2 separate regions of the Mus musculus genome follow, and region 1 is linked to region 2. A link is a loop called in an ENCODE intact Hi-C map of the cell type or tissue named here. Cell type or tissue: left cerebral cortex. All regions are shown on one strand.

Evidence for each region. Peaks named below come from ENCODE experiments on the same cell type or tissue, not always from the same donor. Only the 100,000 strongest peaks of a DNase experiment are listed, where the experiment ranks them.
Region 1: it touches region 2 in a loop (2.9-fold over the local background); 5 of 42 quality-filtered maps call a loop at or near these places.

The regions. Positions count from the first base shown.
Region 1 is chr11:93,817,336-93,819,835 of GRCm38, forward strand. No RefSeq gene overlaps it. Among named protein-coding and RNA genes, the nearest start is that of Gm35148, 10 kb to the left of the region's middle. In left cerebral cortex, no CTCF peak of the experiment used is centred here; a DNase peak (open chromatin) is centred at 1,262.
Region 2 is chr11:93,470,988-93,473,487 of GRCm38, forward strand. The region is part of intron 4 of Car10 (carbonic anhydrase 10); the gene reads left to right. Among named protein-coding and RNA genes, the nearest start is that of Gm24856, 59 kb to the left of the region's middle. In left cerebral cortex, a CTCF peak has its summit at 1,071 (motif pointing left); a DNase peak (open chromatin) is centred at 967; H3K4me3 peaks cover 244 bases.

The DNA of each region.
Region 1 (2,500 bases), 350 kb after region 2:
GGTTCCTGATAGCCTAGTGGGGTGTGCAGGGAAGAGTGTTCAAGCTGCCGGAAGACTGAGCATAGCAGTCACCTGCGTCCAAAAGGGCCAAGAGGATAATTATGAGCTTTAGTAATGAGAAATAGGAGAGGAAATAAAATGAAAAGAGGGACCTACGAGAAACCTCAGCACCTCCGCCGACTCCCGGGTTCAAGGTAAAGTTCAAACCAATCAGCAAAACTCTTTCAAGGAGCCCGGGGCTGCAACGAATCCTGCCCAGGTCACGGAGCCCCTGCTCTGCCTGCCCGAGGCAGAGCTGTTCATAACCCACCTCCTCTATATTGAGACTCCCCGTGGCTTGGGTCCTTACTTACGCTGGTAGTCTCTGAGACCAAAGCCCAGCTCCAAACTTTACCTTAATGACAGATGTTCTGTTATCCCAAGAAAGATCTCCAGCAACAGAATTCCAAGCAACACTGGGCCAGGGTGGCTCTTGCTGGAATCTGCCCACTCGAACCCCTACCATGTCCTTCCAGACCCACTTCAGTTATAGGCTGCCTGTCAGAGGTTTTCAGACAACTCCCACCTTCCTGACAAGTCTTTCTCCCTCTGTGTTGTGTGGTGTTGGGGCGTAGTCATAATAAAGAGAATCGCCTTCCCTGTGCCTCTCTTGTATGACTTTGGGGGGAGCTTCATCACCTCTCCGAGCCTCACTGACAAAATGAGAGAAATCGTAGTCCCACAGAGGAATCTCAGGGGATAAAGTGTGTTGTGATCCTAGCAAGGTGCCTGGCATACAACACAGCCCCACCTCCACCCCCCAAAGAGCCCAGTCTCTTTGCCGACTCCTCCCAGCCCAGATGGCTTACAACTAAATCCAGCGATGTGACAGTGGTCATTAAAACAAATGTGTCACTTGGTTCTCTAGCCAGGTGGCACATGACAGCCATTAATTTTTCTCATGAAAAATGACTCTGCTAATTGAAAAAACATCAAAAAGATTGAGGTTTACACAAATGTTCAGCTCTGTTTATTTTTTTTTCTAACTTACTTTTCAGCAGTCAGTAAGAGCTTAATGAGCTCTCATTTACGGCTTCCTTCCTATTTATAGATATCAGCCAGCGCCTGTGGCGTTCCAGACGTATGGATTGAGAGCATCCAGCCCGAGCTATGTGGTCGGCAGGGGAAAGTTACCATAACCAGGTGGCCTCCAGATGGGAATTGCCACATCTCAAAAATCTGGCACAGTACTCCCGTAGGACCTGGGTGGGGGCCAGTGCCAGTGCCGGTGCAGGTTGCCGGTGCTGGTGCCGTTGCCAAGGTGCCAGTGCCATGTGTCAGTTGGATTCTGTTGTCCTCCCCAGGGGGCAGATTCTTTGTGCTTGAAGTTTGGGGCTTTGGTTTTTTTGTTTGTTTTCCTTTGGTATGAGGCGAAAACAGGTAACACTCAGAGAGTAATTACCCAGTGAGTGAAGCATCATGCCAGCCCTCTCTCCAGATCAAAGTGGGGAGATGTAAAGAGAAGTTATGTGTGGGAAGAGGCTAAGAAGATGGTTCAGTCAGTAAAATGCTCCCCTTGCACTCGTGGTGATCTGAGGCCAGTCACCAGAACCAACATTAAAAAGGCCAGGGAGAGATGCCCCCCGTCCCCCCACACCCCCCCACCCCCGCCAACCCTAACCCCTACTTCTGGCAAGCAGCCAGGAGGGGTGGCCCCACCCCTCACCAGCTGCAGCACTAGGAAGTACAGACCCCAAACCTTGCCTGGGCAGCACAGTAGAGATGGCTGTGGTGATAGGAATGAGGGTGAGCTGGCCTCCAGAGTGTAAGGGCAGGAGAGCTGGCAGGCTAAACAGTTCAGCTACCATCCAGGCCCAGATCCAGGCTCTAAGTTGGCCCACCCCACCATCTACCCCATCTATGAACTGCTGGAGTGTGTGAAGGGGCCAGTCCTGCAGATCCAAAGTCACAGGATCTCCATGACACGGGGCAATAACAGGATACCTGGGAGGAGTCCTGGTGAGGACCCAGTATTGATGGTGCAGCAGAAGCCAGGGGTCTTAAACCAGACATTGCAATGAGACCATGACTCATTGCAAGGAGCATCTGCAAGTAAAGCTATTTGGGCAAAGAAGTTAAACAAGAAGAAAGGCTAAAGTCAGGAGAATGCTTAAATCCCATTTAAAAGAGGAAACGAAATACCATGGGAGGCAGATGGAGGAAGGGACCTGGGTGGTAGAAGGGAGGAAGAAGGAAATAGAGGACCCCGGTCAGATATGGGGAGAGACAGGAGAAAGGCCCAAAGGGCCAAAAGAATGAATGGAAATATGTAGCTTCCAGGGGTGTGAGGGATCTCTAGGAAATACCAGAGACCTGGGATGGGGGAGGCTCCCAGGACTCAATGTGGGTGACCTTTGCCAAAATGCCCAACAGGGGAGATATGAAGCCTGAAGAGACCACCTCTCATAGCCAGACAGGACCCTGAATGGAGGGATGGAGACACCAACCCACCTACAAAACT
Region 2 (2,500 bases):
CACGGGATCACCAGACTGTAAGTGCAGCTCCACGCCTCCAACTCCACTAGCCCATAATTATCTCGGGAGGACCATGACCCTCCAGTTCTCCCTATTAAAAGTATATTTCCTTACAAAGTGAACTGTGCTTTATTGAATTGCATCATTTTGATCACTGGAAATTGACATATTGGGCTCATTAGCCAGGAAGTTGGATAGTTAATTTATGAGGCTTCTCAGAACCTGTCCCAGGCTAGTCATTGAGAGAACACAACAGCCTACGATGAGATGGGAGAAAGTTACTCCAGCGATTGCTTTATTTTCCTCTCATTATAGAAATAATGAACAAAAAACTTCTCTGCTACAGATATTGCCTTCCAGTCTCTCTCTCTTTCTCTCTCTCTCTCTCTCTCTCTCTCTCTCTCTCTCTCTCACTCACACACACACACACACACACACACACACACACACACACATACACACACACACACACACCAGAACGATTGTACTTTCTTATAACTAAATACTGTTTGATGGGTATGCAGGCTTACTGCGCTCATTAGCACCGTTTTCCTCTTAAAATGCTTCAACTGTGGAGATGAAAAGATGATCTAAGTCTTTGCCTTCATCTTTAATATTTAAAACTGTTCACACAACCTTTAAAAAAAATCAAATATTGATGCTGTTACCTGTTGTTCTTCAAAGTGGAGCAATTATACTGCAGGTCCTTCGAATATGCCTGCTTTTGTTAGAATGAGCACGAGGATGTCAGGGAGACATTTCTTTTCCCTGTCTGGGGCCTCCACCCTCCTCTGCCTCGGGTGGGAATCAGGGGAAAGCTTTTGACTCTTAATAAGGAAACGCGCTGAGACAGCTTCCCAAAAGCACCTAGTGGGCAGGCTGGCGGGGGATATGAGACTCAGGGAGCATCCTCAAAGTAGATTCTGTAGAATGGCACTGTGCCCTTGGAGCGATACAGGCTCCAGGCTCTCAGCCAGTTTGCCCACAGGAGGCCAGCTTTCTTCCACCTCTGCAACCTAGATTCTTGGGGAGCAGCCATTTTGTCTGGGATGGTTCCATACTGCCCTCTAGTGGCTGTGTCTAGAACCTCCGTGTCTAACAGTCCATAACTATTTTTCAGCAATCCCTTGCTGAGGAGTTCCCATGTCAGATACCGGGGATATGGAGACAAATGAGATGCACACCATGATCGCTAATTCTTCATGGTATCTGTAGGAAGAAACATTCATGAAAGCGGTTATAAAGCATGCTGATGAGTTCGGACACGTGACCACATGCAGAGTGCCCTGACAACACAGGAGAACATCATCCCACCCGTGGGGTTCCATGGAGGTGGATGAGATAGATGGTCCTGAAGAATTGAGAAGGGGGAAATGGGAATAGAAGAAAGGAGGCATCGCTTAGGCTCTGCTGGTCAAGACCTGTTATGCCACTACAAATGTGTGTTGTTAAGAGGACAATTACGTGCTGTGTCATTGAGATGAAAACAGTGCTTTTAGGGTACATTTCCTTACATCTCTTTGGGGTGCTTTCTGCAAAGGATGGCATGTCATTGCTTTATTAGCAGCATAACTTTTTCCTTGCAGAATGGGATGTTAAGTCATGCCATATCTTACTGTATAGAGCATCTGAGATTCGAGAAGTTAAGATGCTAGTTGTGGATGAACGAAGAGTTAGGGGTAGTGCAAGATGGGGGAACTGTAAATGAATGGCTGTGGAGACACAGACAGTGAGGCATCCCATGGAAAACTCAAAGACATGCATTCTTTGAAACGTCCCAAATACTTATAAGAAGTGGAACAAAACAAGAGGCAGTCCTGCTGTGGGGGGCATGGGGCGGGGGGAGAAGAGATTACTTGGAAAACATAGTAAATTCATGCCTTGCCATGAACATTCCAAACTCACTGATGAATTACATAGTGTGGAGGAGGAAGGCATCACGAACTGACCTCATGAGGAGAAATCCAAGCATCCTTCTAAAAGAGTAGGATGCAGAGATGTAGAAACGGGTTGCATAGCTCCCCCTTGGCCCTCTCAGTTCACAACCATTTCCTGCTGCTAAGAACCAGGAACAGAGGACCATGTTTAACTGGCTCTTACTCCACTGGGGAATACACTCTCCTGCTACCAGCAGGATCAATTGTACGAATAATTTCATGGCCACTCAGCACTTTGGTCATGGGTGAAATAAAAAGGTACTGTTTGCTTTCCCCTGTTAGATACCCAGGTTGTGGGCTCAAAACAAACAAAAAAAAAAACAAAAAACAAAAAACAAAAAACAAAAAACAAAAAACAAAAAAAAAACAAAAAAAAGCACACCACTGCACACACTACACTACCTTTCCTCAATGGGCATTTTATTATACTGGACACAAATTGGCTACCATACTCCCTGCTCTGAAGCCATGATGTGAAATAGCAGCCGCACCAAACGGAGCCATGTATCTCTGAAATGTTGATTATTGCAACGTGTGTCTGCTCACCCTGAAGGTGAAACTCT